Linked DNA regions of Homo sapiens: region 2 is linked to region 1. Evidence: chromatin contacts called from ENCODE Hi-C or POLR2A ChIA-PET data. All regions are on one chromosome and are shown on one strand. The core of a region is the stretch at or near the end of the contact, and the rest is flanking DNA. Distances in the headings are between cores, read along the strand shown. Region 1 holds the start of CLDN5 (claudin 5). Region 2 holds the start of MRPL40 (mitochondrial ribosomal protein L40).

Region 1 (7,742 bases), core at 3,416-5,915:
CTCCTGTTGGGGCTGGAGTGGGGGTTTCTGCTGACAACAGCATAGGGGGCCTCAGGGACCCCACAGTTCCTCTCAGGGTGGCCTGGGCTACATGGGGCCCATTTTGGGCGCGGGGCTCTGAGTCAGACCCTCGGGGTTTTTGGCAAGTTCTGTAGGGTCATCAGCAGTGACCTTGGGCCAGCCACCTAATCAGGCTTAGCCTGTTTCCTCATCCAAAAATGGGGCCCACTCTCTCCTTAGACGATGAGTGTGAGCATCACAGGACTGCATAGGGTGGGGCGGAGGCAGAGGTGGGGCTCTCTGGCAGTGGAGTGGGTGCTAGAGGCAAACCCCTCCCCTGCAGCCTGCTTGGTGGTGATGTTATGCTGCTGTGTGTCCTTCCACTGAGGCAGGGGCACAGGTGGCCTGGGCTAGGAGGGCTGAGCAGCAGAGTGCCGAGGGATGGAGGGAGAGCCCCCATGGGAGGGTGCCAGGGGGCTGGCTGAGCAGCTGGGCGGGGTCCGTGAGGTAAGAAGGTGCCCGGGCCAGGGGGCAGGAGCTCTGATGTAGGACAGCTCAGCCCAGTCAAGGGGTGCTATGAGGACAGCAGGGGCCTCCGAGTCTGGGGTGGCCTCACCCCCACAAGCAGTCCTGGCTACTCAGCAGCACTACCCAGAGGGGACGCCTGGGCAGTTTCTTCAATTCGGTGGCACATCAACATCGTTTGAAACTTGTTTTTTCTTGTTTTGTTTTCTAGAATTTGATTCTTCCAGAATGACCTTCTTATTTATGTAACTGGCTTTCATTTAGATTGTAAGTTATGGACATGATTTGAGATGTAGAAGCCATTTTTTATTAAATAAAATGCTTATTTTAGGCTCCGTCCCCATTGTGGCTCTGGTCTCGAGGCCAGTGCTTGAGTGTGCTCTGAGCCTTCTGTGGGTCTTGGGCCCCAGGAGCCCTCAGTGCCTGGCAGGAAATCAGCATGGGGATTGGCCCCAAGGACAAGATCTCCTTACTCTGTCCTCCAGGCCCTCCGGGTGGCAGTGGACAGAGGTCAGGACCCCTCGGCATCCCCGCCTCCTCATAGCACCTGCACCGGCCACTGCCTGGTGGTGCCAGCCAGCACCTGGCTCTGTCCACCTACCACTTCCTCTGGTCCACCTGGCCTCAGCCACATAGCAAGTCCACCCTCTCAGCCATCCCTCCACCTGTGGGTCTCACCATCCAGCACTCTTTTCCAGGTCTTTGAAGGCAGGAGTGATTTGGGTAGGTTTTAAGTCAGTGGGGAAAAGCTCAGAAAGAGTGGCCTGGAAAAGAGCACACAGGTAGGTGGGGCTGGTCTTGGTGCAGCCCTTGGCAAAGGGCAGTGGGCACAAAAGGGTGAGAGCTGGACTGGAGGCTGGGCCCCTCCCCTCACCTCTGGTGGTTTGCACAGCTTCCCGGGACCCTTGAGCTGCCTACCCTGGCCATTTGGGAAAATTCAAAGGCTGTGCAGCTTCCTTTCCATGCCCTTTCTTTCCTTTTTTTGAGACAGAGTCTCGCTCTGTCACCAGACTAGAGTGCAGTTGGTGCGATCTCGGCACACTGCAACCTCTGCCTCCCGAGTTCAAGTGGTTCTCCTGTCTCAGCCTCCCGAGTAGCTGGGATTACAGGCACACACCACCACGCCCAGCTAATTTTTGTATTTTTAGTACAGACGGGTGTCACCACGTTGGCCAGAATGGTCTTGATGTCCTGACCCTGTGATCCGCCCACGTCGGCCTTCCAAAGTGCTGGGATTACAGGCGTGAGCCACCGTGCCCAGCCCCGTGCCTGTCCTTTCTTAGGAAAAGGCTTTCTTAGGAATGCCCTCCCAGGCAGCCTTGGGCCTCAGCTTCTGACCAAACACACCAGACCTGGTACTACCCAGTCCCGGTGGCCAGGTGCAAGAGTGTAAGGACCATTGTTTTTGGCTCTGCCCAGGGCCACAGCTCTGGGATCACACACTCCCAAGCTTGGGGACTATTCTTGGTCCCTGTTGTACAGGCCCAGGTGGGGTACAGGTCAGGCCTGCTGAGGACCTCTGCACCGTGGGGCCCCTCTCCCTGTAACTCATCCCACCGGCTGGTTCCACAGCAGCTCCCAGGAAGCTGCCACACATTCCAGCAGCTGCCCTAAGCCACTCTGAGCCTGCATTCTTGGGGTTCTCCCACTGCTCCATGATGGTAGCCTGGCCAGACCTAGGAGACTCCCTGCCACTGGATGTGGCCCAGACATTTCTGGGCAGGGCCCCCAAGTCCAGTTTGGGGCAGATACCAAGTCTCCCTTCCGGCTGGGCTTAGAGCTCTTCCCTGCAGCATGCCCCCTTCATCAGCTGCTCTCTTCTGCTTCTAGCTTTATGTCAAATGTCAAAAATGTGTTAATTCAAAGTGCCTAGAACAAGGCTAAAAACAGTGAGCTCTCAGTGGCTATGTTAGATGGCTCTAGACACCCCCATTCCGAGGTGCCTGGCAGGGGCCAGCACTGACTCCCAGGCCACACAGCCCCTGGAGGAGGAAGGTTACCCAGAGTGCCCCCAGCAGGGGCTGGCACAGGTGCTGGTTGTGAGCACCATTCTGGGCAGGCTGCCAGGCCAGCAGGGTGGGTACAGGCTCTGTAGGGAGCTGCGCTGGGACTGGCAGAGGAGCCAGGACGAGGGGCTAGAGCCAAGCTGTGGTACTCCAGGCAACCAGCTGCCAGCACCTCCTCCCATGGCAACCCTACTGTTGACCGGCGTGTCCTGCATTCACCCCTGTTCCTGCCCCACCCACCATTGGAAAGGGCCTGGTCGGGGATTCTACAGACCTCTGTGGCCACTTGATGGGGCTTGGGACTAGGCAAGCCCTGAGAGGGCAGTGGAAAACCTCACCCTGTGCTGTGTGGGGCTTGGCCCTTTCTGGGAGAAGCCAGCGGCCTGGCTGCTCACCCCCAGCACTTCCCACACCGCAGGACCCCCACTCACCAGCCTGTGTTGAGGGCGCTTCACCCCGCATCTTCTGCTGGGGTCTGCCGCTGCCCCCGCCCCTGTCCCATCCCGGGCCCCAGGGCCCCATGACGCAGCAGCTCTTCTGACCGCAGATCCCGCCTTTCTGGGCTGTAGTAAGTGGTGGCTGTGTCTCCCACCTGGTGGGAAGGTGGCAGGGAGGATGGGGAAAAGAGCCCCAGCCTCCAGCCCTGGGAGGAGGTCTCCACAGGAGTCCTTGGGAGGGCGGGGCTGGTGGGTGATGAATGGGGCTGCTGGACACGGAAGATGGCTGGACAGAGAACAGGACACAGGTGGGAGAGAGTTCAAACCATTTACTAAGCAGATTCTTAGCCTTCCCACTCCCGCCCTCTCTCAAGCTCCGGTGCCCACAAGCCTTGCCTGGGGAGATGCTGGAGTGAGACCGGGAGGTCCAGGCCAAGTCACTGGTCCCTGGGCTCGGGCCCTGCCGATGGAGTAAAGACCAGCTGTACACATCTTCCGGTGGGGGCCCTGGGCTCTGCATCCGCCCCTCCGAAGTCAGCAGGAGCCTCTGGGAAGTAAGGCAGCAGCCAAGACCCCCAGCGTCTTGGAGGGGAAGCGAAATCCTCAGTCTGACACCCGCTCTGCCTATGGAAACAGCGCCGCGCACAGAAAAGGAAACTTCATTCCGTCTGTTAAGGGCAGGGCCGGGCTAGTGGCAGGAGAAGGTCAGCTGCGGGCGCAGGCAGGAGCGGATCCAGGAGCCGCGTCGGGGCGCAGAGCCGGACGTTCCGAGGAGCCTGCGCGCCGCGCTACCCGGCGGAAGCCGCGGTCCATGCGGGGCTCCCCAGGCTTATCCAACGCCTCGCAGGCGTGGCTGGCAGGAGGGGCCCGGCCGTGCCCAGCGCCCTCAGACGTAGTTCTTCTTGTCGTAGTCGCCGGTGGCCGTGGGCCGCCGCGGCGCTGAGTACTTCACGGGGAAGCTGAGGTCGGGACGGCCGGTGCAGACCCAGGCGCCGCAGCACAAGAGGCAGCCGCCTACCATGAGCAGCGCGGTGGCCGCCCAGCCGATGTACAGCGCTGCGCCCAGCTCGTACTTCTGCGACACGGGCACAGACGGGTCGTAAAACTCGCGGACGACAATGTTGGCGAACCAGCAGAGTGGCACGAGCGCCAGCAGCCCGCAAAACAGGTAGAGCACGCCTCCCGTGAGGGCCACACGCGCCTTGGCCGGGCCCGGGGCCACGCAGGTGGTGCACTGCGCGCCCGCCAGGGTCACGAAGAGCGCAACGAACGCCAGCAGCACGGCGCTCACGGTGAGCGCCCGCGCCGCCTGCACCTCGGTGCTCAGAGCCAGCACCGAGTCGTACACTTTGCACTGCATGTGCCCGGTGCTCTGCACCACGCACGACATCCACAGCCCCTTCCAGGTGGTCTGCGCCGTCACGATGTTGTGGTCCAGGAAGGCGGTCACCTGCCACATGGGCAGCCCGCACGCCAGGATCAGACCCCCCCAGCCCACCAGGCACAGCACCAGGCCCAGGATCTCCAACGCTGCGGACCCCATGGCTAGAGGCGAGACGCGCACCCGAAGGCCCGCAGAACCCCCAAGGCCGTGCTGCGCGGCGCCCTGGGCGGGCCCTGGTGCCTTTGCGCCCGCGCTCCCGGCTCTTGGCCCCAGTCCGTTTGCCCCGCGGGTCTGTCGCACCTCCTGGGTCTGCCAGCTCCTGCCGGGGGGTACCCTCTTTGAAGGTTCGGGGGCGGATTCTGTCCCCCGGGCCCGGCCCCCCGGCCCGAAGCAGCCAATCCGTGCGCGGGTCATCGTGCCGCAGCCAATCACAGAGCCTCTGGCAGCTGAAGTTAGGGAAACAACGGCTCTTGAGGGGTAGCTGAGGGCGCGGGACCGCTCCCCGCCCGGCAGCCGCCCCCAGCCCCACCCGCCGTTGTCCTAGTCGCGGCCGAGCGCATTCTGGGCTGGCCTAGGGCGCGCTTCTTGGGCCGCCTCCCTGCGCGTCCCGGCCCCGTCACTTCAGAAGGCGCTCGACCCCCAGTCTGCACCACCCAGTCCACTCCCACATCCCCGACTGAGCCGGGTGGTCTCTTCCACTCGAGCCAGCTCCACTTCCCTGACCAAGGTTTGCAGAAGCCCCCCACCCCGTCACCGCCGTAGAGGCCCTCGTAGGGGGGCTCTCCAGAAAGCCCGCCCCGGGGTCCAAGCCCCACCCAGGCCCTTTCTCGCACTCTCACTCTCCAGCCCCGCTCTGAGTCCCAGCACTGTCTCTCTCATCCCATGGCAAACAGAGAGGCCAGGCAGGCGTGTGGAGGTCAGGCCCAGGGCCCCAGCCTCACCCCCCATGCCACTCACTGCCTCTCTGGAGCCTGAGTCTCTGGCAAAAAGCGGTGGCACAGGGGCTTTCCCCCTGCCTGGCGACCCCCACTCTCCCAAGCCGCAGGGGCTTCCCAGACCTCTCAATCTTCACAGGGGCTGCTCCTCTTCCTGCGGTACTGCCCGCACCCCATCCTTGGGGGCCCAGTTCAGGTGACACCACTTCAGGAAGTTCCCAGTGACCCAGCACACTGGGTGTAGCACCCAGGGGCAGTGGTGGCCCCAGGCCTAGCAGCCTGCTCTGGCCTTCAGACAGGAGAGACAAAGGGACACGGAGGGGCTGTGCCCTGCCCTCCCACCAGTGGCGATGGTGTCCCTGGCACCCCAGCCCCCAGGCCACCCTCCGGAAGCCAACTTGGAGTTTCCTGGCCAGGAGGAAGAGCCCCCATCCTTGCTGGAGGAGGGAGGCGCGGGATTTCCGGGCATTCTTCTGCACAATGGCCCAGCCATTTCTCGAAAGGTCCACTGGTGTGGACACTCCGGGCCCCCTGAGGCTCAGGTGGGGGCACGCGGCTCCAAAACCCACAGCCCCATGGGGGCACCAGCCCCTTTCTAGTAGTTCTTTCCCCAGTCTCTCTCGGCCCCTTTGTTTCCAGTAAAGTTTGAACTCCAGGCCCTGGACTGAGGCCACTGGGTGCCCAGTTCTTTTATCTGGTCTGTGCTCAGTTCCATTGGACAGGGCCCTCCATAGAAAAAGTATGGCACTGAGGCTGGTCACAGATGTGGGAGGTTTGATGACTTTCTCCCTCCTGGGGCCCGGTTCCCTTCTCCCCCTTCAGATGGCTCTGAGATGGTAAATGAGATAAGGCCAGCGTCTGGCTCACCTAGTGTGGGGAGGTTCTGAAGGCAAGTGTGCCCAGCCCTGAGGCTGGAAGGAAATCATACCCTCTTTGCTCAGCCCCACGTGGCCTCTCCCCACCAGGTATGGCTCTGAGGACCACTGCCTTCTCCCAGCTATCACTTTAGTCACTGCCTTCCTCCTGCTGCAGACCCATGGGCCATGCCCCTTCCTCTACAGACCCTCCTGGACATCTCCTCCTCTGTGTACTCCAGGGGTACAGCTGACCCACCCACCCTCTCACTCTTACTACCCCCTAACCCAAGCCCAGGGAACTTCCCCAGATCCCCCTACTCCCAGCCCTTCCATGCCACCATCTTCCTGGGATGACTGCTGCGGCCTCCTCAGGTCATCAGGGACCTGCCCTTGCCCAGCTAGGCCACCCACCCCACCAGGCCCCTCTCCTGGGCCTCACCCTACCTAAGACCCTCCATGGCTCACATTGCCCATGGACGAAGAGCCGACTCCCAGAGCAGCTGGATTGATGTGTACCTGCATGCGCTAGGACTGGCCAGTCCAGCCACCAGTCTTGGTGCGGCCCTGAGCACACACTCTGCCCCAGGAGACTTACCTGCCTATGGGCCTCACATGGGCCGTCTCTTACCTTGGCCTCTTCTGCCCGCAGCGTGTATCTGTCAGGTTGGGTCCTGCTCATCTTCTAAGATGTGTTGCCGAGGTCATTTCCAGGAACACCTTGCTGCACCGTCCCCCAGCATTGCTTTTAGAAGCTTGAGCTGGACCTGTCCTTTTGCTTGCCGACTTTCCCACCTAGTATCCAGGAATAACCTCCACAGGGTGGCTGTCTTCATGCGTCTGTCCTGCACAGGAGGCTGCCTGTTGCCCTCTAGCCAGCTTGGAGCTGCAGCCAGCCCAAGGCTCTCCCTTCTCACCTGGCTGCCTGTTTTTCTTCTCTCCTAGCTGTCACCCTAGGGTGGCCCCAGCAAGCTCATGTTTCTTTGGCGGCAGCCTCACAGCATCTCAGGGACGTGGCAGAGGAGTCTCAGGCTTCACCTTTCACAATCTGGTTTCTACCCTGACCCCACTATGTTGGTCGAGGCCCCAGGCTGCAGTGGAACAATGCCAATGCAGAGAGGCCCAGAGAGGGCCGCAGGGGCTGACGCCACCCCAGACAAACCCACCTCAGATGGAGGCTGGCCTCTGAGTAGCCCAGGCCAGACTCCGGAGGGGCATGAGGGTGCACCCACCTTTCCTGCCACTCATGGAGGGTCTGCTCACCTACTTCGTGGCAAGCACTGTCTCTAGGCAGAGCACACAGCACAAGAAGCTCCTGCCCAGAAGGAGCTGACAGGAACCTATCAACCAAGAACTGGGCAGGAAAGACAGTGGTGAAGGCCTCTCTGAAGAGGTGACATTTCACAGGGATCCGGGGAAGAAGTTCCAGGCAGAGCAGAAGCAATAGCCAGTGCAAGATCCCAGAGGTGGGAAGGGGCTCGGCGTCCAAGGGGCAGAAGCGGCCTTGTGTCCACAGTGCCACAGTGGTCCAGGGCCTGCAGGTGGAGATCGGAGGTGTCCTGGTTAGGCAGGGACACAAACCCCTGATCTCTGGTAAAGGG
Region 2 (7,742 bases), core at 1,683-4,182, 92 kb before region 1:
TGCTTGCTCTGCCAGGCTGATGCACTTGGCTGCTGATCTGAGTGTAGTCTCTTATTCATTTGTACCTAGTTCGTCACTTAAGCATCTTGACTTACTTATGTTTACATAGCATAAAACTTTTGGCCTACAAAGGAGCTTATCAAAAAGGAACAAGTTATATGACAGTAGAAGAGAGGCTGGAGAAGGGTAGGCTATTCACAAAAACTGATTTAGGTAAAGCATTTTAAAATAAAAATTCTATCAGACCTTCACACAGTAAACTAGTTCATAATAACATTTTTCCTTTCCTAATCACAAGCATCATAATTCATAATTACAATATTTGTCCAGTTCTCCAGGGAAAGATCTGCACAGTACACATCAGGAAATGCTCTTGGAGATCAACAGGAGAAATGAAACTAAAACTCAAGGCTTCGGCTTTCATGCACAGTAAACCTAACTTCATCTTGATAAATTATGAAAACCTCAGCTTTCTTACCTGTTTTAGCCAATATTTATCACATACCCATCATGTGGAAGAGGTTGTTCAATGCAGTAGGGCATACAGAAGGGACTGAGGCAGTCCCTACCCTGGGGGCATATGGAAAGTACCCTCACACCTTCCATGCCAGGCAAAACACACAGACAGTGATACAGCACATCTACCGGGGTAACTCAGGATGAACAGTTTCAAAAGAAACACGTGAACCTAGTCCCTGAAAAATGGGAAAGATGTCACACAAGATGGAAGGAGAGAGAGGTGGCAGGAGGAGAACACACACATGATCAGTTCAGTTTAGTTGTGGTAGTAGAGAGCATCCTGGGACCAAATTCAAAACGAAAAAGCCACATGTTAAAATATCTATTCTCGCTCCTAAAGAAAACGGTAGCACCCTGTAGTCGCACTGCAAAGTAGAAATGAGGAACAAGACAGCATCAGGGTGACCCTTTGCCTGTCAACAGTCAGACAGGCCAGAATCAGGCCCTGGGCTGGAGGAGTCTCCCTGGGTTGATTTCTGTGCTACAGTGCTGTCAGCAGAGTGGGGTGGGGGAGGGGGAGGCGCGCTTTTTTCATCTACCCGGGGAGCAAACACCAACTCCTGCAGCAGTTCTGCCAACAAGGCAGAACTATGACGAAACTGATTACCACTAGCCTCTCTGTATCAGAGTCAAGATATGGGGTGGATGAGTCCGTTCCCCAAGGGTGTGCTTTGGAGCCACTGCCACAGAGCTAAGAAGCCCCTCTGCTAGAACACACCTGTGCCCTATCTGCCCAACCCTAGTTCACCCTGATGTCCCAGCTCAGCATTAATCGTGGATCCTTCGCGGGGGCCCGGGGCCCCCAAACCCTCCTATTTAGGGACCACAATTCCCCAACTGGGGGCACTGTCCCCAGATCCAGAGGGGCAGTAACAGTCCCTCTTGCAGATTTCGGATCTTCATCCTGCCACTGAAAGGCCACAAGGGGGATTTCATCCCGGTTTCACCTTCAGGACCGTCTGAGCACTTCTCGGGCGATGCAGACCAGTGGAAGGCACTGGCTGGCACCAAGGCCCGCTCCTGGGAGCCAGGCCGCGGCCCCTCCAAGGACCACAGGTGGGCAGCGGAAGACTCAGAGCAAGAGCCAGGGGCGAAGATGGCCCTCGCTGCGGTCAACCCGGAGCACGTGCTGGGGCTCACCAGCCTCTCCGCGCTGAGGACAAAGTCCGCTCCCGCCGGCTTCTTGGCTTGGGCACCGGGTACCGGGCGTCAGGGGCGAGACAGGCAGGACTTGCGCGCGCCCCGACTCGACTCCAGACCCCGACCCGACTCCGGGCTCGGCCTCCCGCGACCCCTGCGCGCACTCACCATTGTGGTTGACCCAGGTCGGCTTCAGGAGCTTCATTGTTCGGCCGCCGCCGCCGCCGGGCTGAGGCGAGCGCCGGGTCCCTCAGCGCGCCCGGGCCATGGAGCCACCGCCGCCGCTTCCTCCCGCGCCACCCGCCCTCCGGCCGCCGCCCGCCCCGCGCCCTCAGGGCCGCCGCGCCATCGCCGGCCCGCGCCCCCCTCCGCCGCCACAGCCGCCACCCGCGCTCGGCCGCCGCCGCCGCCACCACAGCCGCATCCCCTGCGCCGCTCCTCCTCAGGCGGCTCCCGGGCAACGCCGGAAGTCACGGCGCGCACCTGCCAAATCGCCCCGGCGGGAAACCGCTCCCCACGCGGACTGGGCCGCCCCGGCTCCTCCGCTGGCAGGGGCTTCGGGTCGGGCCCGGGCGCGGGCGCCCCAGAAAGGGCGGTTCGCCTGGACGGCGGACAGCGAGCGGGGCCTGCAGTTGCAACCCGGGCCGCCCGCAGAGGCAGGCGGGGCCCAGGTGGCGTGGACCGCCCGTCACCAGCTCTGCCTCGCCAGTCTGAGTCCGACTTATTAACTAGCTTCCGTCATTCATCAACACGCGCTATTGGGCATCTTGCGAGCGCCGGGCTCCGCGCCGGCGCCGGAATGCGATCCGGGCTTCGGACTCGAACGAATGCGGGGGACGAGCCAACCCTGGTGGGGGAGGCTGGGGCGGACGCGTTTATTAGAAGATCGGGGCCGTTTGCCTAGACATGAACATTTGGACTCGGAGGAGCAGAGGGACGCCCCCTCGGCCGCTCCGGCTGCACTGCGGAGCCGAGGCCCGCGCGAGGGCGCAGACCGACCAACCGGCTAGGGCCTGACTGGCTAGACTGTGCCCGCTGCAGAGGCGCGCTCCCAGCACAGGGCGGGGACGGAAGGGAGGACCCCGAGCCGCGTGAAACGCAAGGCCCTCGTGTGTGCGCAGCTGACACCCTAGGCGGGGCTGCGTCGGGGGCGGGGACAGGCGCGTCCCAGCCCACGCAGCCGGAACGCCTGAGCGCTGGGCGCCTGGTCTGCCGGACCTCAGCAGGGGGCACCGCGGGCCGGACTGTGGAGGGGCGCACGCCCGGAAGCGGCGAGGGTAGCCATGACGGCCTCCGTGCTGCGAAGTATCTCGCTAGCCCTGCGCCCGACTAGCGGGTGAGTGCGGACGCTGGCCGGATAGCGGAGTGCCCAGGGCGCGTGCGGGGTCTTCGCGACTGTCCGCCAGGACTCGCCTGTGCTCCCTGCTCGCCTCCCAGTCCACGAATATCTCAGGGATGAGCCATCTGGTCGTGACTCTTATGCATGAAAATCTGAGCACCCTGGCGAGCAGCGGTCCTGCTTAAGTCCTCTGTGGTCTGAACGAAAGATTTTGAAAAACCTTCCACGTTGACCTTGCTGTCATATCAAGTAGTTAGAAGTGCCCCGGGTTTGGGAGCATTGCAATTTTTTATTTTCCTGTGAAGTGGGAGAGAATCAGATATTTATTTATTTATTTGAGACAGAGTCTCGCTCTGTCGCCCAGGCTGGAGTGCAGTGGCGCGATTTCGGCTCACTGCAACCTCTGCCTCCCGGGTTCAAGCAGTTCTGCCCCGGCCTCCCGAGTAGCTCGGATTACAGGCGCCCAACACCACGCCCGGCTAATTTTTGTATTTTTAGTAGAGACGGGGTTTCACCATGTTGGCCAGGCTGGTCTTGAACTCCTGACCTCGCGATCCACCCGCCTCGGCCTCCCAAAGTGCTGGGATTACAGACGTGAGCAACCGCGCCTAGCCTGGAGAAGCAGATATTTATACATACTCTTGTATCTTTCAGGCTTCTGGGAACTTGGCAGACGCAGCTTAGAGAGACTCACCAGCGAGCGTCATTGTTGTCTTTCTGGGAACTCATTCCCATGAGGTAAAACTCAATCGAGGGCCTGACCTCTGGGGGTAAAGGTGTCAGTCTATGTGTAGAGAACAAAGCAAGAATGCTGGATGTGTGGTTTGCAAAATTAACAGCCTACAAAGTTTCTCAGTTAAATTTAGGCCGATGCTTTTCTGTTTTTCCAACATTTTCCAAACCATAGATTGTTGTTTGTAATTTTTAAAATTTGAGCAGTTTCTCAAGAAGTAAGTATTCTCCTTGAAGGGATTCTTGTGTGTTTTAAAGGACACAGCTTAAGTTTCTGTTTCTCCATGACCCTTCCTCTTCCCTGCCCATTCGGAGGCCCTGGAGAGTGTGGGGAAGATGCAAGTATTAAAGGTATTTCCATCTGGCACTCTCGACTCTTTGTAGATACTTGATTCAGTCAATCTTGATAGTAAAGGATTTGATTTTTCTTTTTTTTTTGAGATGGAGTCTCACTGTGTCACCCAGGCTGGAGTGCAGTGGTGTGACCTCGGATCACTGCAACCTTCGCCTCCTGGGTTAAACTAATTCTCCTGCCTCAGCCTCCCAAGTAGCTGGGATTACAGGCGCCCACTACCACGCCCGGCTAATTTTTGTGTTTTTAGTAGAGACGGGGTTTCACCATGTTGGATGTTGGTCAGGCTGGTCTCGAACTCCTGATCTCAGGTGATCCACCCACCTCAGCACCCAAAGTGCTGGGATTACAGGCCTGAGCCACCGCACCCAGTCCACAAATCAATTTTAATAGTAATAAGCTTCTAATCTAACAGTTTGGTATTTTCACTTTTGAGTGTAATCCCAAGGCACACCTGAATCCCAGCAATAAAGAGGAACACTTCCCGATTTTATACCCTGATGCCTCTTGTTGCTTTTGTACTTTTTTTTTTTTTTTTTTTTTTTTGAGACAGAGTCTCGCTCTGTTACCCAAGCTGGAGTGCAGTGGCGCGATCTTGTCCTACTGCAACCTCCGCCTCCCAGGCTCAAGTGATTCTCCTGCCTCAGCTTCCCGAGAAGCTGGGATTACAGGTGCGCACCACCACACCCAGCTAATTTTTGTATTTTTAGTAGAGACAGGGTTTCGCCATGTTGACCAGGCTGGTCTCGAACTCCTGACCTTGGGCAATCTGCCCGCCTTTGCCTCCCAAAGTGCTGGGATTACAGGCCTGAGCCACTGCACCCGGCTGCTTTTGTACTATTTCTTGTAATTGATGGCACCTACACAGTTCTCACAAGTACTGTGGGGTGGAGTACCTCCTCACCACGCTGAGCTCATGAGTTAGTCATGCACAGCTCCTTCCCCCAGTGGAGAGGTCAGTATGGGGTACTTACCATCTTGTCTCTCAGTAGGTTCATGAGACCAAAGAGGAAAATGTTTAATATTTGCTTTATCTATTAGATCAGAACCTCTTCGAAAAAAGAAGAAGGTAGATCCTAAAAAAGACCAAGAAGCAAAGGAGCGCTTGAAAAGGAAGATCCGAAAACTGGAAAAGGCTACTCAAGAGCTAATTCCTATTGAAGATTTTATTACCCCTCTAAAGTTCTTGGATAAAGCAAGGTAAGGATCCTTCTCTAGGGATGAAGTCCTCAGGACAAAGGAGTAATATCAACTTCAGGTAGTTGTGTCTGTAGTTCACACCTGTGATAGTCATTGGTCAGTAGGCTTGAGCTGACTTGGCCCTAATGAGTCCTTGCTCCTTTTGGAAGCAGGAGAAAGCATCCTTGGGTGGTACTCTTGAATGGCTCTGGGTGGGAAAGAACCTAAGACATCTAATAATCCAGATGCTTAAGCACTGCTCTGGAGTTCATGTTGTTGCTGTCATGCATGAGGAGTCTTGGCTGTTTCTGATCCCTTGGGCCTGGAGTCTGAAGCCCTCGCCTCATCCTAACAGTAGAAAACCCTTGGCCTCCTGTTTTATCATGCAGATATCTTTGGTTGGTATTTGTTGGGATTCTACTGTGTGCAGGGTTAACAGCTCCTGCTGCCGTTTTGTAAGCAGTGTGCACCATCTATAAAGGGGCAGGTGTTAAAAGTCTTCTCTCACCCAAGGGAGTATTTGCTTGGGCAGAGGAAGTGCTACCAGTCTCCTCAGATCATCTGTTCTTTTGACAGAGAGCAAATGACCTTGGTTCCAAGCATCAGTTGCAGCTGCAGCCACATTCAACATTCCATTTCTTAATTTGTCCCAAACTTGTTTTATCTCCTAAGTCCTGTCTGTGTCTGGCAATGGGAATACTTGTGTCAGTTGCAGTCACAGACTTACATGCCAGTGAGATTGGTAACCCTTAGCTTCTTTGCAGAGAGCGGCCTCAGGTGGAGCTCACCTTTGAGGAGACTGAGAGGAGAGCTCTGCTTCTGAAGAAGTGGTCCTTGTACAAGCAGCAAGAGCGTAAGATGGAGAGGGACACCATCAGGGCTATGCTAGAAGCCCAGCAGGAAGCTCTGGAGGAACTGCAACTGGAATCCCCGAAGCTCCATGCTGAGGCCATCAAGCGGGATCCTAACCTGTTCCCCTTTGAGAAGGAAGGGCCACATTACACACCACCGATCCCTAACTACCAACCCCCTGAAGGCAGGTACAATGACATCACCAAGGTGTACACACAAGTGGAGTTTAAGAGATAGACTTGCAGGCTGCTATCCTTAACATGCTGCCCCTGAGAGTAGGAATGACCAGGGTTCAAGTCTGCTTTCCACAGAATCAGGCATGCTGTTAATAAATACTGGTTTAATCAAAATGCTCCTTTGTCTTGTGTTAGAATTTTTTTTAAAAAATTTTTTTTTGAGACAGAGTCTCACTCTGTTGCCCAGGCTGGAGTGCAGTGACGCAATCTCGGCTCACTGCAAACTCTGTCTCTCTGGTTCAAGCGATTCTCCTGTGTCAGCCTCCTGAGTATCTGGGATTACAAGTGTGCACCACCACGCGTGGCTAATTTTTGTATTTTTAGGAGACAGAGTTTTGCCATGTTGGCCAGGCTGGTCTCGAACTCCTGACCTCAAGTGATCCGCCTACCTTGGCCTCCCAAAGCACTGGGATTATAGGCATCAGCCACCACGCCCAGCCAGAATTAAAATTAATTCACCAGGCCAGGCTCAGTGGCTCATGCCTGTAATCCCAGCACTTTGGGAGGCCAAGGCAGGTGGATCACGAAATGAGGTCAGGAGATCGAGACCATCCTAGCTAACAGTGAAACCCCATCTCTACTAAAAATACAAAAAAAATTAGCTGGGCATGGTGGCGGGCGCCTGTAGTCCCAGCTACTCAAGAGGCTGAGGCAGGAGAATGGTGTGAACCTGGGAGGTGGAGCTTGCAGTGAGCCGAGATCACACCACTGCACTCCGGCCTGGGTGAAAGAGCGAGACTACATCTCAAAGAAAAATAAAAAGTTTATTCACCTAAGATGGATGGAGGTGACAGATGCTGCCCTTCGCCAGGTAATGGGAAGAAGATAACAAAGACATCAACTGCTGCCCTCAAATGGGGAAAAAAAAATGTGTAAAAAGAAGATCCCAAGGGTATAGTGAAAATACCAACAGGAGTCAGAGTAACAGAGGAGTGGTGGGAAAGGAAGTTGCCAGCTGGAAAGGCATGTGGAGAAGCAGGGCCTTCCTGATGGGAAAGACCAAGGAGCCACCTTTGTGTTTTCAGCTGGGGTTAGGGGGAGGCAGAAGAGTGTGGAGCAGGCCAGGAACATACTAGTTAATAAAGATGCTGTGGCCCCCAAGAGGGTGTGAGGCCTGGCTGGGGCAGCGGACTCTGTCTCAAGTGCTTAGTCTAGAATGTGAATGTATTAGTCTGCTCAGGCTGCCATTACAAATTACCATAGACTGGGTGGCTTAAACAAAATAAATTTATTTTCTCACAATTCTGGGGGCTAGAACTCCTGAGATCAAGGTACCAGCAGGCTTGTTTTCTGAGTCTTTCTCCTTAGCTTGCAGATGGCTGCCTTTTCCCTCACATGGTCGTCCCAATCTGTTTCCTAATTTTTTATAGACACCAGTTATACTGGAATAGGG

What was found. Hi-C counts contacts between places; a loop is a spot of excess contacts on that map. ChIA-PET counts read pairs that join two places held with the same protein, here RNA polymerase II (POLR2A). Pooled maps may share reads with other maps.
Region 2: a loop to region 1 is called in a pooled map, with 2.1 times the contacts of the local background. The contact joins the promoter of MRPL40 here to the promoter of CLDN5 in region 1. A Hi-C loop is called at or near these places in 2 of 50 pooled maps. POLR2A ChIA-PET finds 5 or more read pairs at or near these places in 6 of 52 experiments (A549, A673, GM12878 and 3 more).

What each region holds. Positions count from the first base shown.
Region 1 is chr22:19,519,745-19,527,486 of GRCh38, forward strand. It overlaps CLDN5 (claudin 5), which reads right to left and starts at 4,666. Exons shown (of 1, transcript NM_001363066.2): 1 at 3,283-4,666. The coding sequence starts at 4,511. The coding sequence ends at 3,855. It overlaps CDC45 (cell division cycle 45), which reads left to right. Exons shown (of 19, transcript NM_003504.5): 19 at 737-864. RefSeq lists an enhancer at 2,349-3,281.
Region 2 is chr22:19,429,613-19,437,354 of GRCh38, forward strand. It overlaps MRPL40 (mitochondrial ribosomal protein L40), which reads left to right and starts at 2,933. Exons shown (of 4, transcript NM_003776.4): 1 at 2,933-2,995; 2 at 3,653-3,736; 3 at 5,124-5,282; 4 at 6,026-6,463. The coding sequence starts at 2,943. The coding sequence ends at 6,350. HIRA (histone cell cycle regulator) reads right to left here and starts at 2,121. Exons shown (of 25, transcript NM_003325.4): 1 at 1,828-2,121. The coding sequence starts at 1,864. RefSeq lists enhancers at 588-717, 958-1,027, 976-1,723 and silencers at 2,008-2,407, 2,698-3,007.